Linked DNA regions of Homo sapiens: regions 1 and 3 are each linked to region 2. A link is a loop called in an ENCODE intact Hi-C map of the cell type or tissue named here. Cell type or tissue: endothelial cell of umbilical vein. All regions are shown on one strand. Each heading gives the region's core, and the rest is flanking DNA. Links, peaks and the distances in the headings are about the cores only.

Region 1 (10,981 bases), core at 949-8,948, 58 kb before region 2:
AGGTACTTGTGTTCATGGTCAACTAAGAGGCAGAATTTGATTGGTGTAGTGTGACTGGCCATTAGATCAATTAATTTAAAAATTTTAAATTTAAAGCCAATTACTTGAATTCATCTTTACTCTTAAATAACAAACAGTGAAGTTTCTTATTAATTTCAGTAGTTGAAATTATTTTTTCTTTTGATTATTATCAGCATTTTATGAAAACTATATCAATATTTTTGTTCTTTTTTCTTTTAGAGTGAATTGGATGACTTAGAATATATATATGACCTCTTCTCAGTTATTATACACAAAGGTGGCTGCTACGGAGGCCATTACCATGTATATATTAAAGATGTTGATCATTTGGGAAACTGGCAGTTTCAAGTACGTATAGAAATTCGTTTAGAAATATCTTTGCAATTTCTTTTCTATTCCTATTATTTTGTTGAGGAAATTTTGTTTACCATTTATTATATATCCACTCTATAGAAAACTTTGATAGGCACTGAAAGTTAATACAGATACAAGTTTTAAATTTTTATTTCTAAATAATTTCACACATACAGAAAAATTACCAGAATAGTAAAAACACCTCCTGTATACCCTTTACCTAGATTCTCTAATTGTTAACATTTTGCCACATTTGTGCATGTGCATACACAGACACACATTATTAACGTTATCATTATTAGTGCGAACCGTTTGAAATTAAGTTGAAGACACCAGGTCCCTTTACCACTGAATACTTGAGTGTTTATCTTCTAAAACCAAGGATGTTATCTTACGTGAGCATTGATTAAAATAAGGAACTTCTAACATTGATATAATACTGTTGTCTAATAGTTATGTTCAGATTCCACCAGTTTTCCAGTTCACATCCTTCATGGCAATTTTTCCCCCACTCTAGTGTCAAATCCAGTGTCAAGCATGGTATTTAGTTAGCTAACTCTCCTGTAATCTGGAACCATTCCTTAGCTATACAGTTACTCCATTATCATAAAGAGACAGCACAATTCCTATAGCTGACAATTATTGAATTTTTTCTGAAAAATAAAATGAGCATTGATTTAGATAACACACAATATTAATTTTGTATCCTGCAGATGGCAGGTGAACATGTGATAAAAACAATAAATCCCGTGTCTGTAGCTTTCACAATAGGATTTAAAACCAGGGTGAATTTTGTCCTGTTTATTATGCATAGTCATGTCTTTCATGGTTGCTCTTTGAAACAGTGCTCAATAACCACTGATTGAATTACATTTAAAACTTTGATCTTCCTAGAATGGTTTCCTATGAGAGGTGTAAGAAGGATTTTTTTCCACTTGAAAAAATTACCTATTTCTATTTATTGAGTAATCAATTTTTCTCTACCAATGTACTATGCCAGTTCTGTTATGTCTACTCTTCATTTTTGTGTGAGTCTGTTTTTCAGCTCTCTATTCTATTCCATTGTTCATTTTTTTCTATTCCTGGGCAAATACCACATTGTCAATTTCCATAGCTTTGTAATAAGTCTTGATCTCTGGTAGGACAAGTCTCCCTACATGCTGTCATTCTTCAGGAGTGTGGGACCTGTCTTCATTTTTTATGCTTCTGTGTACATTTCTAGAATCACCTTGTCAGTAATCTCACAGATACACATGTGTGTGCACATACACATATACACACACATACTCAGTGGGATTTCCTGTCTTCATATGTGCACAAGATATACATTTTCATTTTCTAAAGTCCCTTTAATGTCTTATTAAAAAGTTTTATAATATTTCTCAAAAAAAGAATTTGCAGATGTTCTGAGGGAAAGTGCTAACCGGTGTCTAGTTCCCAAGAAATTATAATCTATTACACATCAACCCCAGACACAGTAAAACGTCTATAAGTAAGTCACAAACCGTAATGTTAGGATGTAAAATGCTTAAAGCATAGCTTCCTGTTATCAGAAAGTTAATGCTGTTGTTGACGAATACTTGCTCCACATTTACTTGTAATACGGCATCTCGTGGTGCCAGCAGTATCCAAGATGCACAGTCCCTTTGATGACACTCAGCCAGCTTTTCAAAGTGTTCGTCTGTATTTCTGACATTCTATCAGTTGTATTTGGAACGTATTGAGAGATACATGTTCTGTAAAGTTTGGATATGAAAAAAGTCAAACTGTGTTCTACCAGGAACATGTTTACCAGGGAGATGATCTATGCCTAAATTTTGTGTTTTCTGGAGTGTTTGTGGCTGATGTATTGAAATGTAACTTTCTTTAGTATGTTGATTTTATATACCAAAATATATAAAATATTAAACAATTTATACACTAACAACCAATAATCTTGCTAAACACTCATGTTGAAGTCATCTATGGAAAAAGACAGTTTTGTTTTACCTGTCCAAATCCTTTGCCTTCCATTTCTTTTGCTTACTGCAGTGAATGGAACTCCCATTCTGGCTTGGGAAAGCTGTACAAGCATTGCTCTCAAATGCTTGTGTCACATTTGCCAAGATACCAGCTTGCCGGGCACCTTCCCAATTAGAGGAAGTTAAACACTTGTTATCCTCATCTACTGTGTTTCGGCCCTTACTGTTACCATGTTTAATTTGAGCCAATCCTTATCGTGTTGTTATACCTTCCCTCAAACTACCTTCTTGTATTTTTAGTTTCCCACAGTAGAGAATCCTTAAGAAAGTGGCCTTCTCACTCCGCCTTAAACTCCCCTTATCTTATCAAATAGGCTTTATTTTGCTCTCTCTTTAAGATGAAGCCTTTCATTAGATTCTGATCGAAGCTTGTCCATGTCTGGTAAGTGTTTATTATGGTGTTCATTTTTTTTGCCTTGCCCATTCCCATTGCAGTTCGTGGCTCTTTTCTTCCAGTTGTGCCTCCACCTTTTGTGACCTTTTTCAATATTGCCGTGTCTCTCTTCAGTCTTAGGAAGTGCTCCCAGCCTCTGTGCCAGCCCAGGTTCCACCTCAGGGAGTATGCCCCTACATTCCTTGATGCCTGCTACAGTTTTTGCTCAGCCAGTTTGAAGATTTGAGGTATTTTTCTAGCTGGCAATATTTATCCTCAGTTTTTTGATGCATAAAATATCTGTTTGCAATTTCATCTTCAGGTTTATCACTGAGGTCATGTACAAAGGCAGTTTCACACTCTGGTGAGGCAGCATGTTTTGAGAGTAGTGATTTCTCTCTTCCTTGAATTTCTTTTGGGTTGTGGTTTCCTGGACATCTCTTTTGGAGTTTTGTGCTCATTTCTTCAGAATTGATCAGCTTCTTTCTAGCAGCATCAGGATCTCTTCCCAGTTCTGTGACATGACTCAAAGGGCAGGCAGGCATTCCTTCATGTGGCTTCAGTCTCTGCACTGCCTGTCCATTTTTGAAGCTCTAACACCTTAGCAAGGTCTTCCTCAGGACTTAGAGAACAATAGAATATTGTGCTTGGTATGTTTTCTTGTTAATGGCTATCAAGCATCCCATTTGTTATTTTTTTTTCTTATTGTTCTGTTGTTTAAGAATCACTAGCTTTTCATCCAGAACTTCATGGTGTTCAGATAATGATTTTGTGCTTTAAGAATTTCACCTGCAGTAGATATATCTGGTGGACACTGTGCTTGTCTCTTTACTACCATTATCCTGACAGATCCCCTGTGCCCACAGACAAAGGGTCCCAAATATTCTAATCGTAGCCAGGTAGTGTTCTTTCCACTTACAGTTCAGCAATTACTTCTTCCCTTTGAAGGAGCTGTGCCCTGCATACATGGAGTTCTTTAGTAGGTACTGCCTGTAAGGAGTAGTTTTCAGGACCAATCTCGTGTAATTTTCTCTGGGTTAAAGCCAACATTTTAGTCTCTCTTAGTGTGCCTGGAAGATGATCCCTTTCTTCTAGCATGGAGGCCACTAACTGCAAAATGTGAATGTAGATCTGGCTATAAAGAGGAGCCTGATCCATGCCACCAGCTTCCTGGGGGGACTTTGGCTTCACAGATGGTTGGCATCATTTGGAACATCATCTTGCACATTTGAGGAAGTGGGGCAAAGAAGGCTCCATGACAGCACCCAATTGGCAGCTCTATGACTGGACCAGCCTGTCCCAACATGGCCAGGGTCAGACACTGGCAGAGTGGAGGAGGACTGGGCCCAGCCTATATGTCATCTGGATCAACTTGTCATATGTTGGGCTCATAGGCTCAAGCATCATCTCTACATTGCCGGTTTGCCTCTTCCCTCCTGTCATTTTTAAATCTCTTATCCCGTTGTCATAAATTTCTTCAAGCACCTTAAACATACTTATTTTATTATTTTCTTTCTGATAATTGCAGCATCTGAAGACTTTGTAGGTCTGACTTGGATATCTTCTGATGTTGCTGATTGTATTTCCTTGTGATTTTAGTATTGTGGACTGTAGGCTTCTTGCTTTGCTTGTTTGTTTGCTTTTTAAGAACTTGATTTACGGGAGTAATTTGAGGACTGAGTTAAAAGTGCCTTCTTCCAAGAAAGATTTGTGTTTGTCTCTAACACAAGCCTGAGATCGCTACCAGCCCTTAACAACATCAAATTGATGGTTTTAGAGCAATACAGCTAGTATGAATTTGGGACACAAACCCACATGAGGACCTACTTGTGATTATTAAAGGACATTTTTCCCCCTTCATCCAGTATCAAGGTCAAGGCAAGCCAGTTCCTCATTGTCCTTTATTGTAAGGTGGATTTTTTTTCTAGGTCGTGGTTATATTGAAGGTATAGCCATTTAGGGATTCCAACTTTTTGCCGGATTTTGTCATTGTGATATATTAAGAAGTATATATTTGGTCATCCTTTCCAGTTCCCATTCCTAGCACAGAGCTCCTTGGAACTTCCTGAGTGATAGGAGTGTCTTTTGTTATTCATAATGGGCCCCTTTCCACCAAACCTGAGTTGATGTTAATGAAGTCACTCTTAGATGCCTCAGGATGGAGGCTGGTTGCCAGAGAAGCCAGTCCCATTATTAGAGGGTTGAAACTTTCAGCCCTGCTTCCCTGACCTTGGGGAGGGGAGAGAGACAGGAAATTGAGTTCAGTCACCAGTGACGAGTGATTTATTTAATCGGTCATGCCTCTGTAATGAAACTTCAGTGAAACCTCTTGAAAAATTAGGTTTGGGGCATTTCTGGGTTGGTGAACACATTTTCATGCTGGGAGGGTGGCCACCGCGACTCCACGGAAACAGAGTTTCCTGAACTCTGGGCCCTTCTGGACCTTGCCCTATGTCTGTCTCCATCTGGCTATTCATTTATATCCTTTGTAATAAAGTGTAGTATAAGTTCCTGAGTTCTTAACTGTTGTTCCAGAAAATTATGAACCTGAGTTGGGGTGATGGGAACCCTAGAATTTGTAATCAGCCAGGCAGAAGTGTGAGTACCCTAGGGACTCCGTATGTAGTTGGTGTTTGAAGTAGGGAACAGTCTTACGGGACTGAGTCCTCAACTTATGGAGTCTGTGCTGTCACCTGATAGTGTCAGAATTGAATACAATTGTGTGACACCTAGTTGATGTCAGAGAATTGGAGAATTGATTGTTGTTTGAAAGACCAGTCCCTCGACTCCCTCCTTTGGGTAGGCCTAGGCTTTCTCTCCCCAACTCTGCCCTGTATGGGCATCAAAATGGAAGTTCAGTGTCAGCAAGATCGGTGTCTTAGTCCATTCAGGTTCAGGCTGCTCTATCACAACACTTAGGCTGGGTAATTTGTAAACAACAGAAATTTATTGCTCACAGTTCTGGAGGCTGGGAAGTCAAGATTAAGGCACCAGCAGATTTTGTGTCTGTGAGGACTTGCTCTGCTTCATAGATGACTCTTTCTTGCTGTGTCCTCACATGGCAGAAAGGACACACAAAACTCCTTCAGGCCTTTTTTATAAAGGCACTACTCCCATTCATGAGGGCTCATCTTTTGTGACCTAATTATCTCCTGAAGACCCCACCTCTTAATACTATTGCATTGGCGGTTAGGTTTCAACGTATGAATTTTGGGGGAACCTAACTACTCTGGCCATAGCAGTTGCACATCTGGAGGCCTCATCTTTGGATTTCTTCCCCACATTCCCATTTCACTTTTTTGACCTCAGAAGAGTTTTCCCTGATGTTCTTGCAAGCTCATGGTGTGTTTAAGATGTTTTTATTTGTTTTGGTTTTACTTTATCTAGCATTTTTAGTAATTTTGTAGCAGGATGGTTGTATCTGGCCTGCCATATTTTTCCATCACTTATTGATTATTTATTTTTGGCTTGCATTGTTTAGGACTATCTGTATTTCTGGTTTTAAGTCCATTTAAAATACTTCTGCAAGATGGCATGTATGGAAATAAAAGGCAATGAAAATAACTTACCGGGGAATTTTGACATGTTCCCCAATACCTTCATAAAATGGGGTGAAAACTTGGATGGTCAGGAAATAGAAAGGAGTATTTAATCTGAGCCTGGCCTGCAAAGATGAGTAGAATTTCCTTAGGTCAACACAAGTGAATGAGACCATACGGGATGAAGACCAGAAAATACTTTGAACTGAATTTTAATGAAAACTCAACATATCAAATTATGTAAAATGTAGCTAAAGTAGTGCTAAGCTGGAAAATATTGGAACCCACTGTGTGTATTGTGCTAGAAGGTTTACTTGTTTCGTATTCCCAATTTACAACTAAAGCCAGAGAGATGAAGTAAATTGTCCAGGATTGCTCAACCAGGAGCTGGAATTCAAAGCCAGGTCTGCCTCATTCCAAGCATATGCAGATTATTGTGATGTTTTTACCACCATTTCATCATCTTGAAACCTTTTTTTTTTTTGACAACGTCTTGCTCTGTGTCATCCATGCTGGAGTGCAGTGGCGCAATCACGGCCTACTGCAGCCTTGACCTCCTGGGCTCAAGCAGTCCTCCCGCCTCAACCTCCTGGCTAATTTTTTTTATCTTTTTGTAGAGTGTGCTGGTCTCTCTATGTTGCCCAGGCTGGTCTTGAACTCCTGGCTCAAGCAGTCCCTCTGCCTCGGCCTCCCAAATTGCTGGGATTACAGGTGTGAGCTACTGTGCCTGGCCAACATTCCTATTTTGTTACTTTTTAAGGGGTTAGTGATAGAAACTCATACTGTTTTCCTTCCTAGGAGGAAAAAAGTAAACCAGATGTGAATCTGAAAGATCTCCAGAGTGAAGAAGAGATTGATCATCCACTGATGATTCTAAAAGCAATCTTATTAGAGGTATAGTATGTGTGTGTATGTATTTGTATGTATGGTATGTATTGTGTGTATGTGTGCATGTGTGTATATATGTAAGAATGTATGCGGTTTAATTGCTAGGTGTGATATTATTACCATTCATAGTCTTTCCTTAAGGACATTCTCTGTATCTATATTTTAATGATGTTTGTGGGGATTTTCTGGTTATGAATGAAATACATATTCATGGTAGAAAATTCAAGAAAAAAACAGAAAATATATACAAAAGATAAAAAGTATAAGTAGGCCAGATACTGACAGTTATTGTTAACACTTTGATATATATTCTTTGCATTCTGTTTTCTTTATGTTTATATATGTATATTGGAATTGGGTTATGACTTTTTTGGCTATTATTGTCATTTTAAACCAAATTGAGCTTTACTAAATGCTGTTTTGCAATTTATTGCATTTCCATATTATCCTTTTAATGTCTATGTGACCTGAAAGTGTGTCCCCTTTTTCATTCCTAGCACTCACTGATAATATCTCAAGTAGATGACTTTTAAAGTTTGTTTAATATGCTGTTTTAAAGATGTGAGGTCTTCTTTCATTTATTCATTCATCCTTAATAAATGATTTGTTATAATTCCTGCTAGGGACCTGGGTCGAGTACTTTAATTATATTGATCTATGACTATTGTATGAATTTACTAGGGCTGCCATGACAAAATGCCACAGACTGCATGGCTTAGATGATAGAAATGTATTTTCTGACAGTTTTGAAGGCTGGAAGTCCAAGATTAAGGTGTTGGCAGTTTTGGTTTCTTCTGAGGCCTCTCTCCTTGGCTTGCAGATGGCCGTCTTCTTCCTGTGTCCTCACATGGTGTTTCTTCTGTGTGTGTGCTTCCCTGGTGTCACTTTGTCCAAACTTCGTCTTCTTATGATAATGCCAATCAGATTTACTTAGGGCCTACTCTAAAATGGAAAACAGCCTCGTTTTACCTTAATCACCTCTTTAAAGGTCTAATCTCCAAATGTGGTCACATTCTGAAATATTGTAGGTTAGGAATTCAACATATGAATTTTGGGGAGATACAATTCAGTCTGTCACCGCTACATCTCACCCCCTTTTAGAACTTGTTTATACTTCAAAACATTTAGATAAGACATTAATCATCTTTGTTTTTGTACTTACGTATCTCTTCCAAAATTCTTGTTTAATATCAGTAATTTACACATTTAAATGGAAAATTCCTTTTTAATGTTGGGAATTTACGAAACCTTGAGCTACTTTTGATATTGCTCTTCAAATGGAAGATGGCACATGGAAAATGGCAAAAATCCAAGTTTTCTCAACTGAGGCTTAACCAGTTTTTAAAAAACTTTTTATAATAAAATAATTATGATGGAATCAACTTACGTGTTTGCTGTTCTAGGCATATTTAATTAGGTATAATCCTGTTGGTCTCTTTGAATTTGTTAAGTATGCAATTATTTCTCATCAGATTTTCTTGAGTGACTGTGTTTCTCTCATAAGGAGGAGAATAATCTAATTCCTGTTGATCAGCTGGGCCAGAAACTTTTGAAAAAGATAGGAATATCTTGGAACAAGAAGTACAGAAAACAGCATGGACCACTGCGGAAGGTAATACATGGCATCGTTTTGGGAAGTCCTAGTCCCAAGAAATTTCATTATGATCGCAACAACATGAATTCCTTTGCAGAAGGATATTTAAAATAGGTGAAAATAAAATCACCGTATTTGTATAATGGCTAGAATCCTACTAAGTTACTTATTAAGTATTACTTACTGAGTTATTTATCATAGAAACAAGAAGTAAGCAAAAATAGTGGGGAGTGACTCCTAAAAAATGTCAGAGTTCATCCCCTAAAGCTTATCATTTTACTTAGAGAAATGTCTTCAGGTATTCACCCAGATTTCACTTGATTTTTTACACAAAATTCTAGTAAGGGAATTTGCCTTTTTATCTATGGTATCAAATTTATTGGCATAAACTTGTTCAAAATATCTCATTATCCTTTTAGTGTCTGTAGAACCTGAAGCTATGTTCCATTTTCATTTCTGATATTAATAATTTTTATTTTCTCACCTTTTTTCATCAGTGTTGCTTGGGGGTTATCAAGTTTTTTTTTGGTTTGTTTTTTGTTTTTTTTTTTTTTTTGAGTTGAGGTCCACTCTGTCGCCCAGGCTGGAGTGCAGCGGCACGACCTCAGCTCACTGCAACCTCCACCTCCCAGGCTCCAGTGATTCTCCTGCCTCAGCCTCCTGAGTAGCTGGGACTACAGGCATGTGACACTGCACCTAGCTAATTTTTGTAGAGACAGGGTTTTGCCATGTCACCCAGGCTGGTCTCAAACTCCTGGACTCAAGTGATCTGCCTGGCCATCAAGTTAATTTTTTCCTTTTCAAGAAACCAGCTTTTGCCTTAGATATAATTTGATGCAATGCTATTGATTTTCTCTATTGCTTTTCTATTTTCTATTTCACTGATATCTGTTCTTATTTTAAAGTATTTTCTTCTACTTCTTGGGACTTAATTTGATCATCTTTTTCTAGCTACTTGGGTTGGTAACTCAGTTTTTTTTTTAAACCTTCTAATACTTTTAAAGCTATAAATTTTCTTCCAAGCACTAGTTATATTCAACAAATTATATTGTTGATTATAGTTATATTGTTGAATATAGTCAGTTATATTCAACAAGCTTTCATTTTCATTCAGTTTGAAATATTTTCTAATTTCTCTTATTTTTTCTTTGGCTCTTGAGTTCTTTGGAGGTGTGTTGGTCAATTTCCAAATATTTAGGGGGTTTCTAGTTATCTTTTTGTTATGTCAGTAAATTGATTTCTAATTAATTTCATTGTACTTTGAGAACATACTCTATATGAGTTCAGTTCTTTTGAATTTCTTAGGACTTGTTTTACGGTTCAGAGTGTTGTCTATCCTGCTCAATGTTCTGTGTTCACTAAAGAGGTTGTTTTCTGCAGTTATTGGATGTAGCATTTCACAAGTGACAACTAGGTCAAATTGATTGTGTTCTTTGTTTCTTCTCTATTCTTCTTATTTTTTTTTTTGCCTTTTCTATTAATTACTGAGGAATTTTTAAATCTCCCAACTATAATTGTGGATTTGTCTCATTTTTTTAAAAAAAAGTTTTGACAGTTTTTGCTTCATGTATCTTCTGGAAGCTATATTATTAGGTACATACACATTTAGGATTGTTATTGCCTCCTGGCGTGAAATGCTTGCCTTTTTTTTGAGACAGAGTTTTGCTCTGTCACTCAGACTGAAGCGTAGGAGCACAGTCACAGCCCACTGCAGCCTTGACCTCCTGGGCCCACGTGATCCTCCTAGCTCAACCTCCTGAGTAGTTGCGACCACAGGCACACCTGGCCACACCTGGCTATGTGTTCTTTTTTTTATTTTTCATTTTGTAGAGATGGTGTCTCCGTATGTTGCCCAGGCTGGTCTTGAACTTCTGGGCTCAAGAGATCCTCCCACCTTGGCCTCCCAAAGTGCTGGGATTATAGGCATGAGCCACCACACCAGAAATGCTTGTCTTTATCTCTGCTAATATCCCTTGCCTTGAAATCTACCTTGTCTGGTATTAATGTAGCCATATAAGCTTTCTTATACATGTGTGTCTCAGTATGAAGTTGGATCTTGTTTATTTTGGAAAATTATGGTTTTTAAGGAATTTGTTCATTTATCTGAGGTGTCAAATTTGTTGGCATAAAGTTGTTTAAAATCTCACCTTATTATCCGTTTAGTGACTGTAGAATATGAACTTATGATTCC
Region 2 (10,981 bases), core at 897-8,896:
CAGACCTCTTGGGAGTCTGCCGACAACATGTCCCTGCCTGCTTACCTGCCAGACAGGGCCTCCTCATAAGACTTGGATGCAGAGGCTCTTGAGTGGAATTTTAATAACCTATTTACAATATCAAAACATGGCAATGTATTTCAGAAACACAAAATAAGTTTCAAGTTCCTTGTAAACATCCCGCTCTGTCCTTTGGAAGGTGCTTCTGGGAACGAGCCTGCGCAAGTTTCTCTCCTCTACTTGGGAGACATAGAGATCTCAGAAGATGCCACGCTGGCGGAGCTGAAGTCTCAGGTCAGACTTCTTCCTGCACCATAACTTAGTGGTAATGTGGCTTCTTCCAGTGAGATATTAATATATTCTTCTATCTCCTTTTCCCTCAATTACAGTCTGTTCTGATATGGCATTTGTCATATGCCATGTTCAGTGGTAAGTACCCGCAGGCAATACACGCCCATGGTGCAGACGGCTCCTCGTGGCCTCACTGGTCCCTCCTCTGACAGGCATGCTGTGCTTTTGTTTCAATCTATCCTCAGTGACTTGCGGCTTTTGTTCATTTTTATTTTTTTAGGGAAACATGGTTTCTTGGAACATTTGTAAAGCATTCACTTTATCCCTTTATTTACATTGTTTGTGTACCATTGTGACCCATATGTTAAATGTTGTTATGAAAAGCTGTGTTACCAGTTTTCCAGGAGGTTAGAACTCCAGCTTTTATGTTAGGATGCTAAACTAGATATTCTAGGTATTGTGTTGTTTCTTATGCATTAACGTTCACAGAGAAGGAGGGTTTTATCCAAATGGAAGGGCTGGATTAAGCACAATGCAGTGTTGAAGCAGCATCCGCCTACTGTTGGACTGAAATGAGCATTCCTTTCTTCTCTTAGAGGAGAAAATGTGGGGCCTATATATGACTAGTGGTTGTTGATGTTTGGCTTTTGTGCGCCCTCAGTATATGAAATACCCTTCCTCAAGAAAAAGCATATGTTGGCTGGGTGTGGTGGCTCATGCCTATAATCCCAGCACTTTAGGAGTCTGAGGCAGGCGGATCACTTGAGGTCAGGAGTTTGGGACCAACCTGGCCAACATGGTAAAACCCTGTCTCTGCTAAAAGTACAAAAAAAAAAAAAATTCACCTGGCACGGTGGCAGGCACCTGTAATCCCAGCTACTCGGAGGCTGAGGCAGGAGAATCACTTGAACCCAGGACAGGGAGGTTGCAATGAGCTGAGATTGCGCCACTGCACTTCAGGCTGGGTGACAGAGTGAGACTCCGTCTCAAAAAAAAAAAAAAAAAAAAAGGAGAAAAGAAAAAGCAGACAGCCTTATTCTCATGAGAACAAATGGGAAAATACTTTTTTTTTCTCATATTAAGTTGAAAGATATAAAATTGCTGTTTTTAGGTCAAAAAATGGATGAATATTGGTAATTTTAGAGGCTCCAACCTAAGTATATCAGTAGGGGCTTAAAGTGATCCCTTCAGAATTAGAACAAGCAGTTTGGGCCTACTGATTGCAGCCAAAGATTTTGAAATACTTCAGAATCAAAAGCTGATTCATCGGCAGAGCAGACACTGGTGGAGGATTGCGCGGGCACGGAAGAAGGCTGCTGTTGTGTCCCTTGTTGTACTGTTAGAGCGGGCTCTGCCCTGGTGAATTCTACTCCCATGGAAGTTAATTCCAAAGTTTCATTTTTTAAACATGATGATTAAAAAGAAGCTTTTGACTCAGATTTAGAGAGAGGGAACTCACTTCTTTCTCAAGGTGATTTCAGTGCAGAGGAATATGAAGACCGCTCAGGGTTAGTGTTATTTAAGAGAGAGAGAGATTCCTGTGACTTTTAAAATGATGTTATCATTACTTGAGATACTCTTTCCTTGAGATGCCACTGTGTAGTGCTTCATTTTTTTTTTCTAAAACAGTATGTTTTGAAGAGTGCTTTTTAAAACCGTTGGAGAAATGTCTGTTTCTTTTTCTAGGCCATGACCTTGCCTCCTTTCCTGGAGTTCGGTGTCCCGTCCCCAGCCCACCTCAGAGCCTGGACGGTGGAGAGGAAGCGCCCAGGCAGGCTTTTACGAACTGACCGGCAGCCACTCAGGTAGGTTCCTTGCTGGACGCAACACTGTCCCTCTCTGCTGCTGACGCACTGGCTGGTGTGAGGGATGGAGGAGGAATCAGTCTTCTGAGCTGAGTGACAACAAAGCCCATTCCTGGTCATGCCACGCTTGTGACTTGGGTGACACTTTTCATCATAAACTCCAGCAGGCCTTCAGTTTTCCATGTTAAGTATAAATGTAGTGTTGTATATTTTTTCTGTGCTCCAGTGACTGTGACATTATATAACTTAAAAGCATTTGGAGTGAGATGGAAAGTAGGAGTGGCTGTTTCTCACTCAGAAATGTTGGATTCAGCTGATCCTCCTCCTGAAACTTTGAACTTAAAGAGCAGGTTTGGGTCATTTCCTTTGCAAAAAGCAGCCTTGAGGCTTTTTGTTTCTTTCTTTCTCGTTTCTTTCTTTTCTTTCTTTCCTTTCTTTCCTTTTCTTTCTTTTCTTAATAGACAGGGTCTGGCTCTGTCGCCCAGGCTGGAGTGCAGTGGCGTGATCATGGCTCAACTACAGCCTCAACCTCCTGGGCTCAAGTGATCCTCCCACCTCAGCCTCCTGTGTAGCTGGGACCTCAGGCATGTGCCACGACACCAGGCTAATTTTTTGTTTTGACGAGGTCTCCCTATGTTGCCCAGTCTGGTCGCGAACTCCTAGCCTCAAGCAATCCTTCCACCTTGGCCTCCCAAAGTGCTGGGTTACTGGCGTGAGCCACTGTGCCTGGCCAAGGCTGCTTTTAATCGGTTCTGATTACCACCCCAAAGTGACTGGCATGAGAATCTTAACCCCGGCTGAACAGAGGGAAATTTCTTTGGCAGTTTGGCCATCTTCCCAGAGCCAGACCTACATGTTTAGTAAGAAATGACTCAAGTATCTAAATAATCACCGCAGCAAGGATTCTCATTTTTTCCCCTTTTCCAAAAGTTTGGGTGTTCTTATAAGTACTCAGAAAACAATTCTTTGCTTAAGAAAAAAGCTTAAAATTGGGGGAAAAAAAATTCAAGAAAATTAAATGTTATGTCACTCAATATTATCTTGTTTCACTTATTATCAGGGAATATAAACTAGGACGGAGAATTGAGATCTGCTTAGAGCCCCTTCAGAAAGGCGAAAACTTGGGGTAAGAAATTCTCCTGTGCATCTGAAGTGACACACACGTATCTTAACCTCGTTTGCCTTTTGAAGCTTTAACAACTTCATAGTGTAGCATTTTTTTCACTGCTTCTAAGTAGCCTAGCAACTTGAAACAGAGTGTGTGCTAGAAATATGTTTGTATGTCTGGGCATCTAAAACTTGGGACTTATTCTCCCATAAAAACAGTAAGGGAGAATTAATTTTTCAGTAATCACCAGGTGCATATTGACCCCATGATGGCCCTGAAGTGTCAGCAAGAGGCCCACCCGCAGCTGTTGTCAGTGTGTTCGGACAGTCTGCCATCCAACGGATTCATCATTGCTCCCGTCGCTCTGCCCCCTTATTCTACTTTCTTCATCCTAGTATCACCTGACATATCTGTACTTACTGATTTATTTGTTAGTATCTGTCTCCCACTACTAGAATATAAGTACTTGGTTTATTCATTGCTATATCCTTAATACCTAGAATAGTAATTGTGCCCATGTCATAGTCAATAATTATTTATTAAATAAAGATACACCCAAAATTGTCTACAATCAAACCATCTTGTTCTTTTTTCGCTGTAGGAAAATATTTTACAAGTCCTTTTGTAAATATCATGAACTATTAAGATTTGCTCTACCTATTATGATATGAGTATCCTTCTTGTGGTCTGCTTGTTATATGAGAAAGTTATCTTTCAACCATGTCTAACATGTATTTAATTTTAGTGTTTTTATAAAAACACATTCTTAATACAAGTTGTACAACCAGAAATAGTTTCCTGGAGGGGAATTCCAGGATCAAATGGTGTGGACATTTTAAACCTCTTAAAATAGTTAAATATTTCTTCAGGCAAGTTGTTCCAGAATATGAGTATTTATTTTACCTCACCCACAAACCAGCATTGACTATTTCATCGTCTAGGTATTTCCTAAATTGATAAATGAAAGATGATTATCTTGTTCTCATATTCTCCAGTGCTTTGATGACTAATAAGTTCAGGCATTTTTGCAAACTGTATTTTGTGAGTGCATGATTGAGTTATTTCGTGTATTTTGACTGCTTCTGTAATGAAGTCTAAAGGAAAAGCTCTCTTGGAATTTGTGTGAGCTCTTTATGATTTTGACCCTTTGTCACAATGGTTGTAAGCTGTGTCAGGTTTTGATAGGCACAGTGCCTTTTGCCCTTTTGAAGAGCAGCTGTGTGCCTCCTCAGGCCCCTTCCATGGGCTTTTCTGTCCTTGACCAACTTCCAGGGCACTCCTGCTCTCAAGGAGGCCTCTAGTCCCTCCTGTTTCTCTCCAGCAGCCTCTGTCCCCTCCTTGGCAACTTCAGCATCTGTGCCGATGCCCTTTCTGTCCTCTGGCCGCACTGTGCTGGGCTCCAGGCCTTGGCCTCACTCCCTGGCCAGCAGCCCCCTCCCCCATGGGGACATGGGGCTGTGCAGCCTCTGCTCTTGCACTCTGCACTCCCCTGATTCCATGGGCCCACATCTTCCCGTGAACTCTCTTTCTTCCAGTCATTTCATTTCTCATTGCGTGACCTCTTTTGATGGTAAAAACACTTAATAGAAGTACATCTAAAAATCATTCATTGTCTCAGCATCCTAAGAACCAGTCTTCATTTCCCCTTGCTGCCTTCCAGTTCTTATCTATAGCTTTTCCTCCATGGCCTGTGCTGACCTCTGCACGTCCCTGTTCCTCCTGCCTTGCTGAGTGTTGTTCTTTCTGCTCCTCCTGCTAAGGTTTCCCATCTCCCACAGCTGCAGCCTTGTGTCTCACCCGCCCTGTGTCTCTCTTCCCAATTCCAACCCTCAGGTTCTTCTCCCTGGCTACCTCATGGCAGCTCACATTTACAGCCCCCAGAGTCAAGGGCATAACTGCCTACCTCGAGCCCGCTCTCCTCCTGCCAGCTGCCGGGCTATCAAGCCAGGCCTCTCTCACCCTGTCCCTCTCTGCCACATCGTACCTGCTCAGGCCGCCACCTCTTTCCTTTTCTCCCGCACTGAGGAAGTTCCCTACCACGTCTGGGGGGGCTCTGCTGTGTACCGAGAATGGGATCTTCACTTCCGCTCTTCATTCCAAGATTAAAGGAAATTGAAATGCGGAATAAGAGTTTGCCACTAGCATCCAGCATTTAGGGAAAAATCTCTCCTTATAAAAACCAGAAAAGCTGGAGGAGAAGCTTTGCCCATTATGCCTCAAGTTACCACGTGGTTTTGTTTGTTTGTTTGGATCTGGCGCTTGACGGTTTTCTGGTACAGCCCCCAGGACGTGCTGCTGAGGACACAGGTGCGCATCCCTGGTGAGAGGACCTATGCCCCTGCCCTGGACCTGGTGTGGAACGCGGCCCAGGGTGGGACTGCCGGCTCCCTGAGGCAGAGAGTTGCCGATTTCTATCGTCTTCCCGTGGAGAAGATTGAAATTGCCAAATACTTTCCCGAAAAGTTCGAGTGGCTTCCGATATCTAGCTGGGTAAAGTTGTGGGGCTGTCTCAGAGAAATTGGGGCTTACCGGCATAGCAATGAGGTTATGCAATTTTTCACAGTGATAGAGAAGTTAGTGAGAACTTGAGGTTGAGTTTTGCTTATTTAAGATGTTTGATTTTCCCATAGAACCAACAAATAACCAAGAGGAAAAAGAAAAAAAAACAAGATTATTTGCAAGGGGCACCGTATTACTTGAAAGACGGAGATACTATTGGTGTTAAGGTAAGTTGTTTAACAGCAAATTTACCACTTTGAGAAGACACGAGGGTCACATGATTTTATAGAGACGTTTTATTGAATCTTCAAGACACAGATTATCCCATTTTATACAAATTGTTTCAGAGAATGGATAAAAAAGAGGGAAAACTGGACAACTGACTTTACAAGGCCACTGAAACCTCAGTATCCAAACTGCCAAGGACACTAAAATAAAATACAGACCAGTTTCACTTCTGACCATACATGGAAAATTCTAAGTAAAATACTAGCAAGTTCAGCCCAGCAAGTATGTTTTTAAAAACACTACTGTGTGACATGACGTCACAGTAGGTTATCCAAGGAATGTGAGGAGGGCAGCGTGAAGAATAGATTATGTAAGAAATAATCCTGCCAGACTCAAGAGATGCAGAAAAAGCATAAAATAAAACTTATTATTAAAAACCCAGTGTTCATGACTTTAAAAAAGAACTTAGAGCAAACTAGGAATAGAAGGAAACGCCTTAACCTGATGCACATATACCCAAAACCTCTAGCAGCAACACTGTGCCAGCTTCAAAAGCTTCCATTTTCATTAAAGTGGGACCCAAAGTAAGGATTCCCCTAACCGCCCCTTCTGTTTAACACTGTACTAAACAACACGGGCAATGAATTCCCTCCCTCACTGCCAAAAGAAAAGTAAATAAAAATTGAAAGAGCAGTAAAAGAAATTTGAAAAGGAAAATATAAAACCGTTCTTACAAAGGAGATTCAAGGCTGGGCACGGTGGCTCATGCCTGTAATGCCAACACTTTGGGAGGCTGAGATGGGTGGATCACTTGAGCCCAGGAGTTCGAGACCAGCCTGGACAACATAGTGAAACCTGGTCTCTACAAAAAAATACAAAAATTAGCCGGGTGTGGTAGCACACACCTGTAGTCCCAGCTACTCAGGAGGCTGAGGTAGGAGGATCGCTAGGGATGAGCTAGGGAGGTGGATGTTGCAGTGAGCCAAGATCGTGCCACTGCACTGCAGCCCAGGCAACAGAGATCCTGTCTCCAAAAAAAAAGAAAAAAAAAAAAAGGAGATTCAAAAGACTACACAGATAAATGATTAGATCTGATAGAGGAGTTCGAAAGGGTCCAAGATCAGTATAAAACCTTCTGGAGAATATACAAAAACATACTTAGCAGTGTTAAAGAAAGCTTCTGTTAGAGCCACGTCATGTTCTTGGAAGGCAAACCTCACAATAGTAAAGGTATCAGTTCTTCCCAAGTCTGTAAATTCAGTGAAATTCCAATGAAAATCCATATAGATTAGATTAAATAAAATTAATAGCATAAATTCGTACACTAGAGCAAAGGGCCAAAGAGCTAAGATTTTCTTTTGTTGTTGTTGTTGAGACAGTATCTCGCTCTGTTGCCCAGGCTGGAGTGCAGTGGTACGATCTTGGCTCACTGCGAGAAGAAAAAGGACAGGGTCCTTGCCTCACCAAGTGTTGACTGATCACAGCTGTGGCGACAGTGCAGCATGGAGGCACGGGTAGACAAACAGGCTCATGGACAGGGTGGAAAGCCCAGAAACAGAATCACACACGTGAGGAAATGTGACAGATACTTGAGGCAACATTAAAAAATGGGTTATTCAATGAATGGTGCTGGAAAATTAGTTATCTATGTAGGAAAATCATATTCATTAATTTTCATAACCCTAAAATTAATTTTATACAAGTTGAGTATCTATGATTCAAGATGCTTGGGACCAGAACTGTCTCAGATTTCAGGTTTTTTCGGGTTTTGGAATATTTGCATTATACTTAACGGTCGAGCCTCCCTAATCCAAAAATTTGAAATCTGAAATGCTCCATTGAGTTTCGGATTTCTGGATTAGGTATGCTTGACTTGAGTCAGCGTCAGGCCCCATAAAACCTGTACTTACCTCTGCTCACACCATAGTCAACAGGCAATCCAGTTGAAGACTTAAATGTGAAAACCACTCATTTTCAATCTTTAGAAGACATAAGAAAATCTTTGACTTCAAGTTAAGGATTTCTTTTTTTTATTTTTTGAGATGGGGTCTCACTCCGTCACCCAGGTTGGAGTGCAGCAGCATGATTTCCACTCACTGTAACCTCTGCCTCACGGGCTCAAGCGATCCTCCCACGTTAGCCTCCCAAGTAGCTGGGACCACAGGCACGTGCCATTATGCCCGGCTAATTTTTTGTATTTTTGGTAGAGACGGGGTTATGCCGTGTTGCCCAGGCTGGTCTTGAACAGGAGAGTTCAGGCAGTTCACCTGCCTCAGCCTCCCAAAGAGCTGGGATTACAGGCGTGAGCCACCATGCCTGGCAAGAAGGATTTCTTAAACAGAAAGTGCAAACCATGAAAGAATCAGTAAATTTCATTACATTAGAAGTGAGAACTTTTGTTCGTCAAAGGAAATCATAAAAAACAGTGAAAAGGGAAGTCACAAACAGGGGAGCGACATACGCAGTAACACAGCAGAGGGTTATTCTCCAGCATAGACAGCAGATCTTCTGCAAATCTGTTATCAAAAAATAACCCAATAGAGAAGTGGGCCAAGGTTATCACTGGCAGTTCACAGAGGAGAAGAGAATGGCCAGGAAACACATGAAAAGAGAATCAGCTTGCCAATTGCAGGGAGCTGCAGAATCCAGCAGGAAGCTGCCCTTGCTAGTGAGACCGTGGGAACTCCCACACACATGGCCAGGCGCAGTGGCTCACGCCTGTAATCCCAACGCTCTGGGAGGCCAAGGCAGGCAGATCACTTGCACTCGGGAGTTTGAGACCAGCCAGGGCAACATGGCAAAACCCAGCTTCTTGGGTGGCTAAGGCAGGAGGATCACTTGACCCCAGGAGGTGGAGGTTGTAGTGAGCTGAGATCATGCCACTGCACTCCAGCCAGGGTGGCAGAGTCAGACCGTGTGTCAAAAAAAAAAAAACAAAAAAAAAAAACTCCAGTGGGAACACAAGTTGGTACAGCTACTCTGGAGAGCAGTTTGGTGTTAGTTTAGTACACAGATGCCCGTCGATACAACCAAGGAGTCCCACTCCTAGCTGTATTCCCTAGAATAACTCGCCCATAGGTGTGTGGAGACACATGGATATGCTCACTGAAGCATTACAGGTAATAGAATGAAGTGGAAAGAAATTGACAGATTTTTTTTTTTTTTTGAGACAGAGTCTCACTCTGTCACCCAGGCTGGAGTACAGTGGCGCAATCTTGACTCACTGGAACCTCCACCTCCCGAGTTCAAGTGACTCTTCTGCCTCAGTCTCCCATTCCCCAGCCTCAGCCTCCCCACAATTTTTAAAACTTGTGTCATGTGCAATTTACTGGAACAGAAATTATAATATTGGCTTATCATATGAGTGTATTAGAATAGAGATTATAATACTTGACACGACATGTTCCTAGCAGAGGCGGGGCACTGAGAAGTAGCCAGACCCTCCTGCAGAGCCTGGTTAATCTCTCAGTCATTGAAGAGTTTAACTGTGATGTCTAGCCAGAGCCAGCTCCCCACCTCCACACCTGAGAATGCAGCCAGCGACCTGGGCAACCCCCAGCACGAACCCCGCAGACCCTGCGCTGTGTCTTTCCTGACACGCACTTCCCTTCCTGGGTGCGCCCCTGAGGCGTCCTCCCTGTGGACAGCATTTACGGAAATAACATGCGTGTGGAAAACAACCTGCGAGTCCTGGGAAAGGGAGGAGGCTTGCCCAGTCACGGGAATGCAGGGAGCAGCCTGTGTTTGTGAAACCCTGCAGTTAAGGCTTGCAGGAGATGCCAAGGAAGTAAAGCCAAGTTCATGCCTCTCAGAAGCTGGGGCTGGCTATAGAAATACAGAGGCGAGAACAGACTGACGGTGTCTATAAAGTAAACAGCTGTGCTTCTGGCGCGGCGATGAGAGATCCGTGTGCTGATGTGGATGATCTCTGTCTTCATGTTGCCTGGTAGCCCTTTAAAGTCCCCCTGTTTGGCCACTCGCAGTGGAAGCTTCTGGAGCTGAAGGGAAAGGTCAGATGGCTGGAAATTAATTTCCCTTGTGGAGCTCTTCTTGCCACCCCCGAGTTTGTTTTCATCGAGCAAGAGGATTTTTTTTAATCAGTTATTCACCTAGTTTATGTAAATTTGAATCTGTTCTTTTGTCAATATAGGTAGTTTTTTAGACATGCCTCTTTTAAATGTAGGCTAAAAAGATGTCAGAAAACACTGCTCATTACTTCTTTTGAAATGTAGAATCTCCTGATTGACGACGATGATGATTTCAGTACAATCAGAGATGACACTGGAAAAGAAAAGCAGAAACAACGGGCCCTGGGGAGAAGGAAAAGGTAATTGCTGGGGTCTGCACAGATGTGCAGCTGACAGAGCCCTCTCTGACTCTCTCTTATTCCTGCTTGGAAACTGAGAGGGACCGGAAACTCTTGTTGATTCAGAGTGCACACAAAGCACACCAGTGTGGCGGGTCCTTCTCCGCCCCCTGCGTTCTTTCCTCTCCTTGAGTGCCTCCTCCTGGAGCTTTCTGTGGAACAGGTGAAGTCCACGTGAACTGCAGAGGCACGATGAGGAGCCCGCAGATCCATGGCCCCCCGGTCCCCCTCCTTCCTCCTCACCCGCAGCCTCACCCTCTGCCTGGCTCTTGGCTTTCCCTTCAGGTTCCCACACCCTCAGGTCTCCAGAACCACCCCGTCTTGCTGCCACCTCAGCCCTGCTGCGGGCTCCCTGTCCTTCTCCCGCTCTCTCCAAGGTTCCCGAGAGCCTGGCCACTCCAGGGGACGCTGCTGTGGCTTCAGGGCTGCTACCCCACTTCCTCCAGGACACTGCCTGACCCCTGGCCGCCAGGACTCCGCTGCCACAGGCCATCTTCTACCTCTGCTCAGGACTCCTTGCCTCTCTCCCTCCTCCCAGCTCTGGCGCCGCCTGCCGTTGTCTGGCTCTGCACTTACTGCCACTGGAGGAAGCAGGTGCTGCTTGCAGTCAGGCCAAGCCACAGGCTCTGTGCCCAGCCGGCTGTCTTCAGGCCTCCAGGCCACACACCCGGAACTGGGGCGTGA
Region 3 (10,981 bases), core at 1,020-9,019, 370 kb before region 2:
TCAACGAGGCTGCCAATGACCCAACAATTGTTTGACCTAAAATATAGACTGAGCAAAGAGGTCTTCTTCCACAAGTTGACAAAAGTATAAATGTCATTATGAAGGTTTTGTAGGGTGCCCAAGGCTAAGTTCGACTAATTGCCTTTTCACATAATTGTCACAGGTCTAAGGAACCTCTAACCATTTGTCTTCAAGACTGGATTAGATTGAAGCAGAAAATAATCAACATATATGCATCTGTCTTTCGTGGAACACTCCCTTATGCGATCAATAAACACAAGATAATCCAGGACAAAACAAAGACAGTTGAAATAAGACTGCCTACACACACACACACACACACACACACACACACACAGCAAGCAGCAGGAGAATAAGCAAAGGTATTTACTAAATCTTTTATCCCCAAACCATAAGGTCTAATGATCTTATAGAAATACCTAGATCTAATTACTTTGATTATAAATCCTAGGGTAACAAATTCAGCAATGAAAGCTCAATGAAACTATCAAGAACTCAGTGTTGAGGCTGGCTTACCTGGCAGCAGATATGAAGGATAAATGGAGTTTGGCAAAGAGGCCCAGTGAGTATACCTGTTGGCCTGAGAATGCCCTAGAATGCTTCTAAGGGAGAGTCCTTGAAACGACCTCAGTAGAAACTTTGGATTTGCCGTAGAATGATAAGACCACCCTTAATATCTGAACTGAAAAGACAAAGCTGAATATATTGCTACCAACTATGTGTTGTACCTGCTGTACAATAGCAGCTTTAGAATGTTTGGGGCCATTGTCTTATTTGGATAAATGGCCCCTGATTTTGCAAAGCCAAGGTAAAAACACATGAGGGGTGCTGTGGTTTAAATGTGTCCCCCAGAAACATGTATTGGAAATTTAATCTCCAATGCAACAGAGTTGGGAGGTGAGGCCTAATGAGAGGTGATTAGGCCATATGGCAGAGGGAATGGACTAATGCCATTATTATGGAAATGATCACAGGAGTGGGTTTCTCATAAAAGAATGAGTTTGAAGGCTGGGCACAGTGGCTGTAATCCCAGCACTTTGTGAGGCTGAGGTGGGTGGATTACTTGAGGTCAGGAGTTTGAGACCAGCCTGGCCAAACCCATCTCTACTAAAAATACAAAAAATTAGCTAGGTGTGGTGGCACGCACCAGTAATCTCAGCTACTCAGGAGGCTGAGGCAGGAGAATCACTTGAACCCAGGAGGCAGAGGTTGCAGTGAGCTGAGATCATGCCATTGTACTCCACCTGGGTCACAGGGCAAGACTGTCTCAAAAAAAAAAAAAAAGAATGAGTTTGGCTCCCTTTTGCTCTCTCTTGCCCTCTCTTGTTCTCCTACTTTACACCATGAGATGGCACAGCAAGAAGACCATCGCCAGAGGCCAATCACTCAGACCCTCACCACAGGCCAATCACTCAGTCTGGCTGGGACTCACCAGTCTTCAGATCTGTGAGAAATAAATTTCTGTTCATTATAAATTACAGGTTCATTACTCTCAGGTTTTATTATAGCAGCACAAAATGAACTAAGATAATTGGCCCCCTGTGTTTTCTAATTACATCAGTAATGCAAACTCATAATTGCACAGCAAACGCTCATTCTAGAAAATGCAGCTATGGAAAACTAATATTAAAAATAATTCATCACACCATCATCCAGAGACGGCCCTGGAAACATTCTGAGACGTATATACTCACACTTTTAAAACATGTATAATCATACTTTATATTATATAATATATACTTTTTAAATGCACACATAATACAGGTTTATAACCTTTTTGTATTAAACAGATCATATAGAATTTTGATATCAATAATTACACTTCTTCAAAATTCTTGCCAATAGAACACAAGTATCTATCATCATTTATTTTGCCATCCTTCTAGTATTGGACTTTATAAACTGCTTCACGAAAGATCCTCCAGCTAAATTCTTGCCAGCATCCTTAATTACTTCAGTTAGATGTGAGACTCATTCAATCAAACAACACATTTTGTGAGCTTTGGCTGACATCTCGTGGAAAGTCAGCTTGTTGCCTATTTCACAGCCTCTGTGTTTGCATCAGCTCTAGGGCAACAGAAAAAAGCAAACCCTTTTCTTAGCAGCCTAATAGGTGGGGTCTGATGTTTGCGATAATTTATCTTAGACTGACATTCTCACCGTTACACAGCAGTTTCTGTGTCAATGCTGGGACCAGCCAAAAGCTGCGCTTCTCCAACCACAGACTGGTGGTAACATTTCCACACCTTTCCAACAGAAACATATTTACATGACAACTCCATGCAGAATAAGTCTCCATCTCTTTTATTTGAAGCAAAATTCAGGCACATTTTATAAGAGCAGCCGTAATATAACTTTAAAGAGAACTATTTCCTAGGCATTTAAACAGCACTTGGAGGGTTGGAAATCCCAGCCCGGCCAGTAGAGGGCACTGTGCAGGGGCAGCCGGAGCCACCCGCCGTCATCTCTGGAAACCCTGTGAGATTCCAAGATGCTGCACCCAGAAACCTGCTGCTGGGGAAGGAGCTGACTTGTGATCCTTCCCTGTTATGTGGGAGTGGAAAGTGGTGGCAAAGGAGTTTGCTTAGCAGGTCTGGAGTAATATGGTTAGGCTGCCAAGGGTGGTAGGGTGAGGTGTTACAGAGAATGGCATTAAGGGAGGAGACCACTCCTCATATTGCCTTATGCTCAATTTCTGCCTCTAAAGAAAGAAGTAAAAACTAAAAGGCAGGAATGAAATCCACAAGCAGACAGCCTGGCGCCACACCCTGGGCCTGGTAGTTAAAGATCGACCCCTGACCTACTCGGTTATGTTATCTATAGATTACAGACATTGTATAGAAAAGCACTGTGAAAATCCCTGTCCCGTTCTGTTCCATTCTAATTACTGATGCATGCAGCCCCCAGTCACTTACCCCCTGCTTGCTCAATCGATCACGACCCTCTCACATGGACCTCCTTAGAGTTGTGAGCCCTTAAAAGGGACAGGAATTGCTCACTCGGGAGAGCTCGGTTGTTGGAGACGTGAGTCTTGCCGAAGCTCCCAGCTGAATAAAGCCCTTCCTTCTTTAACTCGGTGTCTGAGGGGTTTTGTCTGCGGCTTGTCCTGCTACAGCATCACATGAGAAGCATGATACAGGGTTCTTCTTTCTTTAGCTGGAGCACCACTTTAGACCATGGGATGGGGAAAGCCAGTCAGAGACGACTGGAAGACCACCAGGCCAGAACAATAAGGGTTAATGCATGGACTTTGGCTGGCTCAGAAGGAGTTTGGCTAAAGCAAGTATGTTTTGGACTTCAATTAAAGACTTGAACTTGAGATTGAGAAATCTTTCCACTGAAGCTGCCCCCAAACTCCTAGGACAGAGGCAGATGCTTGGATTGTCAGTGAAGCCAGCAAAGGAAATCTTGGAATGGTTTCCCAGGAATAGAGAATAAGCCCTGGGAGACGCCAGTTTTGAAAACTGGTACTATCGTGCTTGTTAGAGAGTCATGGTGAGGCAGGAGAATAGGGAACTGGGGTAGCAAAGGGTTGAGGCATAAGCAAAGGAACAGCAGATGCAGCCAGTTCGCATAAGCAAGAGAACAGCAGGTGCAGCCAGTTTTAAGCAAGATTGGGCAGGACATAGGCTACATCTTCACTCCCGTGATAACAAGAAAGAAGTTTCCACTTCAGCCCCTGAATGACTGCAGGCCAAGTTTCCACTTTAGGCTCTGATTGGTCACAGGCCAATCCTTCATAGGGTGTAACCAATTGGAGGCCTCTAAAGGGTACCCAGGGGTGTTGCCAAGTTCTTTTGGCTTTATAAAAACCCTAATTGAAGAGGCTCTTGAGCTGCGGGCTCCAGTCCGCTCGCACTCTGTGAATTGTCTTCAATGAATCTGTGCTTTCCTTACTCCGTTCTCCTGTTGCTTTGTTTTTCGTTGCTTCATTCCTTTGTTACTTTGTGTGTTTTGTTCAATTCTTTGTTCAACACACCAAGAACCTGGACAACTCTATCTGGTAACAATGGAAGAGTCAATCATCCAAAACTCAAAAAGAAAAAAGAAAATCTTATTCAAGGTCTCAAGTCTCTAAATGGGCCCAGTTAGATGTTTGAAAAGTAAATTATGTGTGGGAAGCACAGAGTCCAAGGAAGAGCATGTTAAGTTTCTGAACACTCCTAAGGAAGGAGGAGGAAGACACCTCGGTCTGTTTGTGAAAATTGGAAAAGGTACAAGTTAAATGTGTAGATCCTGCAACTGGAGAAGACTCAGAGAGGATGTTTATATAGGGAGGAAGGGAAGGAAAGAAACAGGATTGGTAGGTTACCCCATCCAATTCCGTGGAATTGAGAGCTCGGAAGATAAAGTGGCCCAGGGTTTTCTTCCATCAGACTGAAATGATACAGCCTTCCTGTTCCCACCTGGATCAGTCACTGGTGCTGGGCCACCCTGGGGCAGCAGGACCTTGGGTGAGGGAGTTCTCTGCAACTGAATCATCCCAGAATAGGCTGACAACTGAAGGCCCCTGCCAACTGCCCTCCTAGCAGCTGTGGCATCTTAAGGGGAATCAGGCCAGCACATCTCTGTGTCCAGCACAACGCAACACGTTTTGTGGACACACACACTACATGAGCCCTGAAGTTCTTACCCTCCACCCACTCCCACCTAAATTTCCGCAGGACATCATGATAGAATTGCCGTGCAGGCTGAAAGGAGGTGAAGAGCCCCCTCTAAGGGACCTCCTGGTGCTCAGTAATGCTTTTATTTTCAATCACATACTATGGTAATCATATCAGCACAAGCACACAAATGTGGTTAAGTGATGAAGCTGAATGAAACTTTCCTAAGATGTCAATCATAAATTCCATCAACCATACTAAAGACTGATTTATCTTGCTCTTCTCTCTGGAGAAAATATTACAAGATTAATATCAATGAAGAAGCAGAATATGCAATCAGAAATACATAGGGAAAAAGCTGGGTTAATAGAAGTATTTTCCTGGATTTTGTGATGTGTATCGCATTTGTCAGCATCTTTAAATGTGTCATTCGTTGAGACTTATTTTTTCCTTCTAGATGAATATTCGCTATCCTGCCTCCTTTTGGGTTGGTAATTTGGGGTTGTCTTTCTTAGGCCCCTGCCCTGGAAACTGCGCCGGGATCCCAGGCGGAGGGGTGAGGAAGGCGGACCTCGCCCAGCGGCGACACCCAGAGCAAGTCACGCAGAAATCTCCAGGCCGCACTTATCTCCGGTGCACAGCGCGGGAGATGACACGCATCCCACCGGATCTCGCACAGCACCGCTGATGAATAAGCACACAGCTGTTTGTACAACTACCACCGGCCGTGGCGGCCGGAGACCCTCCCTCCCTTCCGCCGGACATTGGGGCGTGGCTGGAAACTCGGGAGTGGATTGGCCGGAAGGTGGGACGCAAATTTGTTTGAAAGGCCCAATCAGTGCCCGGCTTCTCCGCTCTAGCCAATAGAAAACCGAGAGGAAGGCAGGGAGGGCGGAGTCTCCTATTTGAGTTTGTGGCGCGCGAGGCCCTGCAGTCCGGGTTGGCGCTTGGGTACTGGCTGGGTCCGATGCTGGGTACGCTGCGCGCCATGGAGGGCGAGGACGTGGAAGACGACCAGCTGCTGCAGAAGCTCAGGGCCAGTCGCCGCCGCTTCCAGAGGCGCATGCAGCGGCTGATAGAGAAGGTGCGGCCCCCGCCGGTCCGCCGGGAGGGGAGGCCTGCGTGTCGGAGTGAGGCTGGGAGGGGACGTAGGACGGGAAGGGAAGGGGCTCTGAGGACTCGGAGCGGGGGTTGGGGAAGCGGGACTGGGGCTTGGATGCGGAGAGAAGGTGGAGGCGGAGCTGGGGGCTCCGGAGAGGGAAAAAGGAGGCAGCGCCGAAGGCTTCGGTGCGGGGACGGGGAGGAAAGACTGGGGCCTCCGGAACGGGGAGTGGGGAAGCAGGCCTGGGGCTCGGGTGCAGAGAGGAGGGTTTGGTGGGGCTGGGGGTGCTCCTGAGTGGGACGAGAGAGGCGGAGTTGGGGGCTCCGCTGCAGAGACCGCGTTTGGGGCGCCCCAGGCCAGACTAACGGCCTCTCACGGGCTGGCGCCGCCTCCTCCCGGGTCTGGGGCCCCTCGTGGCCCTGGAACCTGACAGGAAGCCCCTTCCTCCTCCGCAGTACAACCAGCCCTTCGAGGACACCCCGGTGGTGCAAATGGCCACGCTGACCTACGAGACGCCACAGGGTAAGGGTCTTCCCCACCTTCTGAGTATTCGGGTGAAGAGTGTGAATGGAGTAGTTGAAATGCTGTCCCTGCTCTCTTAAGAAGTAAACATTGTTCACCTAACTAATAGGAACCAAAACATTGGTGCCCTTAAACCTGTAAATTACTTGAATTACTTATTAGAACAATTCCTGAAGAGACATAGGTGCCTCCTGGCTCACATGCCTCCGGCTTACCGGGTTGGCATCCCCGCTGGCCACCTCCCCACCATGGCAGCGTGGGGCAGTTGCTTAGCTGGACTGGTCTCAGTGTCTTCATCTGTGAAATGGGAAGGATGATGACAATAATGTCTCCTGGGCGTGGGTGTTGTAACAGTCACGTACAATCCCTATGAAACTGTGAACAGTACCCCGCCCCGCACTGTGAATACTCACATTGACTATTGTTTGCCCTGTTTAACTTGGAGTAGTAACTGTCTTCCTTGAGGCTCCAAGTACTTGAATAGGGAGGAGAAGGCATTCCGTTTAATAGTTAATGTAAACGGACTGAAATCTTGTGGATTCTTTTTGGTAAATAGCTGGTGACACTTTGCACTGGCTGGGGTCAATTCCTCCCATATAGCTTTATAACTAACTCAGTATCACTTAATGAAAACAAACCTCAGAGCAAGTTCTATGTTGCATTAAACGGACACAGAAGGTTCACAAGATCTGCTCCTTGAGTTAAAAGAAATCCTACCTTTCTGCCTTTATAGCCAATCCAGACACATCTTGGGTGAAAAGTTTACACAGGCAGAAACTAAAATATTCCAGTGGCAGGTCTGCTACCCTTTGGTCTCTGTATAACATGTAGATTGCCCTTAGAAAGCATTCATTCAGTATATGGGATGTAGAGATTGCCTGCGAAAAGTGCTTACTCCCTCTATATGGTATATAGATTGCCCTCTATATATTTTAAGGACAGTCGCTGTCATATGTTCCTTGTTTTCATTTAACTTTTTGGGCTAATGATGTAATTTGATGAGCCGTTTTCTAGTAGGTAGGAGAGATTTCCATGAATGACGAATTTGCCTTAAAAACCTGAAACTTTACAAAGAGGAACAATCGCAGGGTATCAGAAACCTGGCTTGGTTTTAATATTGTACCTTTTTTTTGCCTGTCACTTTGGCATCTGGTGAACACAGATTGAGCAGAAGTTCAGCGTTCAGGATTATGTAAATGGTCATTTTTGTTTCTTTTCTTCAGGATTGAGAATTTGGGGTGGAAGACTAATAAAGGAAAGAAACGAAGGAGAGATCCAGGTATTTAGTGTCAAATTTTATTGCCAAATAACCTTGCTGTGGAGGAGTATTCATATGAATAAAGGTGTGGGTATGCCCAACCTCTGAGCTTACGCAGAGGCCACCACGGGGCACTTTTTCTCATGATTATACTCTTTCTGTTTTTAAGGATTTAGAAGCATTTCTTCTGTAGCTTGTCAAGTGCAAGGAGTCACTGTGTAATATTTGGCCTTTTTCATCACCCTGTGTTTCCTGTGTCACAGGCTGAGGGGCTCTGATAATACATGTGCAGAGGCTGGGCCAGTTGGGTAACCCTCCCCAAGGTCACGTGCCAGCCCAGCGAGGCACTCACTTTGTTTGGGTCCTTACAGAAAATACCAAATCCAGTTCCTTCTAGGGAAGAAGAATGTCTCTCTTCCTGTTTTGAAAGGGGAGGAAGAGAGATGAGGAGAGGTGCAGCCTGGAGGATCACACATCTTTCCTTCTGCATTTTTCTACCTTCGGAAGACCCTGGCTTCCCTGCCTAGTTGATCCGAGGGTGTTGTCGCTCTGAGACCCGTTATTTTAGTGGAAGGTGCTGTTGGCCTTTCTACGGGGGCATCCAGGAGCCCTTTTGCCACAGTGGCTTTTGCCAGGTTATCTGGTATTCAGTTAATCACTGCCTCTCAGATGCCACATGGTTCCTCTCTGTGGTCACAGGTCAAGGAACCTGTATGAAAGAATGAAAAACATCAAGATCAATGTGACGATATTAACAGCAAATTTGAAATCAAATCTTCTTGATTAATTATTCTAGTCATAAAAATGTTAAAAGTACATACAACTACATAAATGAGCTGATTCCTCTCTGCAAAGATGGTCACTAATGCTATTTTAGTACAATGTGATTCCCTATAATACATATCTTTATAAATGCATTTTTTTCTCCCTCACTTTTCCGGTTAATACATCTGGCAAACTCTTCTCTTCATCAACTGTTGTATAATTATAAAATTATATAATTATTTAAAAAATCATGTTTTTTTAACTGCTCTCCTGTTGATAGGCAATTAGCTATTTGTGGCTTCCTTTATTAATAAATAAGGGTCAGCACACTTTTTCCACAAAGGGCCGGATGATACATATTTTAGGCTTTGCTGGCTCTATGGTCTCTGTTGTAACTACTCAGCTCTGTGTTGCAGGAGGAAAGTGGCCGAAAATAATATGTAAATGAGTGTACGTGGCAGTGTTCCAATAAAACTTTATTTATAAAGCCTCTGTTAGAAATGGTTTTCAGAGAAAATCCCGGTCCTTGTCTCTTCCCAATACTGATAGTCCCCCTTTTCGATAAATGCTGAGAAGTGGGATTATCGGGTTAAAGTATATATACTCTTTGAATTATGCATAATACAGATGTCCACTCATTAGACCAGTGCTTAATATGGTCCTGGTAGCAAAAAGTTTTCATTTAAAGATTTATTTAAGGTTTTTGCTTAAAATGTAGGAGGAACCCTACCTGGGTCTCCAGAATCTTCAGACCCTTTCTTGGGATTAGGAAACTGGGCGTAGCCTGAGATTTCAGCGGGGACATCTCTGACTTCACTGTAATTGCTATTGGTGACAGTGTCCAGATCCGCCTTCACCTTTTCCCAGACGACTTGGTGCTCCTGCCGCCCTGGAGGCTGGGGGAGGCTGTGGGCCCTGGCAGGCCGGGTGTTGACCTGTGCTGGGTTGGTTATAACACAATGCCTGGGTTCTGTTTGTAGCTACCAGAGCTACCACATAGTTTGGGGTTGGTGTAGATCGTCTGCTTCTCTGTGATTCTCAAACCAGGTTCTGCCTCAGACACAGCCACAAAACAACCCTGTAAACTCCACCTTACGTGACGGTTTCACTGGAAGCAAAGGTTCTGATATTCTGGAAGTGGGCTTCAGTTACCCTGTAGTGCTCCTGGGTAGCCCCAAGTCCTCTGAACCCTCAGAGTTGACACCTGAGGACCATCCCTAACGGTATAGGCCTCGCCACCTTCTCACGCCCTGTTTTTATAAGGCTGGGTGGTTCCTAAAATATTAATATTTCAGCCAATCTGGTATCCTGAATGCTTGAATTTCATTACTGAGAACCCACCGATGCCATGCTCTGGGATTATTCGTGGGGCCTGCTATAGAGCAGGCTCTGGAGAGCTGAAGCAGGCCTGACCAGGAGTGTGGCCGCCCGACCACCTCTGCCCACCAGGTATGAGCTCCTGGTCAGGACAAGCAGCTGCCTCTGTGCGTTAGCTTGGGCTTAAACTGGCTCCTCCCCGCCTTAAATACTCCAGCATATTCTTTAAAGATCACAGGAAGTTGCCCAGGGGCCACTTGCCTATTTCTCTGTTCTCGCTGATGACCTCAGGACAATTTTGTTCTGTTTCAATTTGGCTTTTTGTTTGCCCCAGTCCCTGTCATCCCTGGGCCACTGTTAGGAGGTGTGAGCTTATCTGCTCGTGCCTGGGCCCCTGACTTTCCCTGCTCCTTCCAAGTGGCTTTTTAAGTAGCAGCCCCCGCTGCAACCCAGGGGAGCCTCAGCTCCTTCCTACGCTCTTGAGGCCTCTTATAAAGTGGACATGCAGGGAGAAGAGAAGCCTTGTGGCAGGCTCTTGCTGTCTCCTGTGTTAACAGAAGGATTGCAGTTTTATTATTTTGCGGTGACTTTGAAATGTGCTGTCACTCAAACAACCATGTTTTTATTGGCTTCTGCACTTGGAGGACTCCTCCATGAAGCCCGCGGACAGGACAGATGGCTCCGTGCAAGCTGCAGCCTGGGGTCCTGAGCTTCCCTCGCACCGCACAGTCCTGGGAGCCGGTGAGTGTTGCCTTCGTCAGAGAACTGAAGTCAGGAGGGACCAGGTCTGACGCACCTGTTACAACAGCTTAAAGCCTAGATTCCTCAGTAGTGAAGTTTTTATTTTTTCTAAGGTATATCTTAAAAACTAAAATCATGTTAAAGTACCCTGTTGATTCCTTCTGAGCTCTGCCTTGCCCACAGTTACATCCGGTGCCTGACATATGAATGGTACTCAGGTGTTTTTTGAGTAAATAAACATGCCCCTCCATGTGAAAAGTTAATATCCAGATTTAGTAAGACTTAAGATTTGCCCCTACAGGGTGGTGTTGTGAACCCTCACTTCTATAGGGCAGCTTCCCACTTCGTCCTCCTAGGAGGCTCCTTCCTTTTCCCCAGGCCAGTCTCACTGCCCACCCCCATCCTGTCCTCTTTTCTAGGGAATCTGTCCCTCACCCCTTCCTTCTGTCTTCAGTCTCTGTCCCCTGGATCCATCCGTCGGTATTTAGATGCGCTCAGACTCACGTTAGATACATCAGACCCTTCGTGGCTCTCCCCTGTCCTGGGCCCCTTCCTTGCCACATCCCTTTGCCCAGTTCCCTTTACCACCAGAGTGAAATAACCTGCTCCGTTTGGTGCCATGGATTCCCTACCCCACCAACCCCGTGTGTT

The links. Peaks named below come from ENCODE experiments on the same cell type or tissue, not always from the same donor. Only the 100,000 strongest peaks of a DNase experiment are listed, where the experiment ranks them.
Region 1: it touches region 2 in a loop (3-fold over the local background); 5 of 110 quality-filtered maps call a loop at or near these places.
Region 3: it touches region 2 in a loop (3.0-fold over the local background); 3 of 110 quality-filtered maps call a loop at or near these places.

What each region holds. Positions count from the first base shown.
Region 1 is chr2:233,538,489-233,549,469 of GRCh38, reverse strand. It overlaps USP40 (ubiquitin specific peptidase 40), which reads left to right. Exons shown (of 32, transcript NM_001365479.2): 8 at 241-369; 9 at 7,107-7,202; 10 at 8,701-8,808. It also overlaps the pseudogene PPFIA1P1. Among named protein-coding and RNA genes, the nearest start is that of USP40, 23 kb to the left of the region's middle. In endothelial cell of umbilical vein, for the core only: no CTCF peak of the experiment used is centred there; a DNase peak (open chromatin) is centred at 5,009; H3K27ac peaks cover 343 bases.
Region 2 is chr2:233,480,480-233,491,460 of GRCh38, reverse strand. It overlaps USP40 (ubiquitin specific peptidase 40), which reads left to right. Exons shown (of 32, transcript NM_001365479.2): 26 at 200-294; 27 at 1,978-2,096; 28 at 3,157-3,222; 29 at 5,484-5,694; 30 at 5,835-5,930; 31 at 10,164-10,258. Among named protein-coding and RNA genes, the nearest start is that of USP40, 81 kb to the left of the region's middle. In endothelial cell of umbilical vein, for the core only: no CTCF peak of the experiment used is centred there; DNase peaks (open chromatin) are centred at 2,940 and 4,160; H3K27ac peaks cover 2,953 bases.
Region 3 is chr2:233,849,112-233,860,092 of GRCh38, reverse strand. It overlaps HJURP (Holliday junction recognition protein), which reads left to right and starts at 5,558. Exons shown (of 9, transcript NM_018410.5): 1 at 5,558-5,709; 2 at 6,183-6,249; 3 at 7,473-7,528; 4 at 10,234-10,330. The coding sequence starts at 5,593. RefSeq lists a silencer at 5,357-5,616 and enhancers at 4,684-5,676, 9,201-9,701. In endothelial cell of umbilical vein, for the core only: a CTCF peak has its summit at 2,427 (motif pointing right); DNase peaks (open chromatin) are centred at 5,442 and 7,762; H3K4me3 peaks cover 2,129 bases; H3K27ac peaks cover 2,169 bases.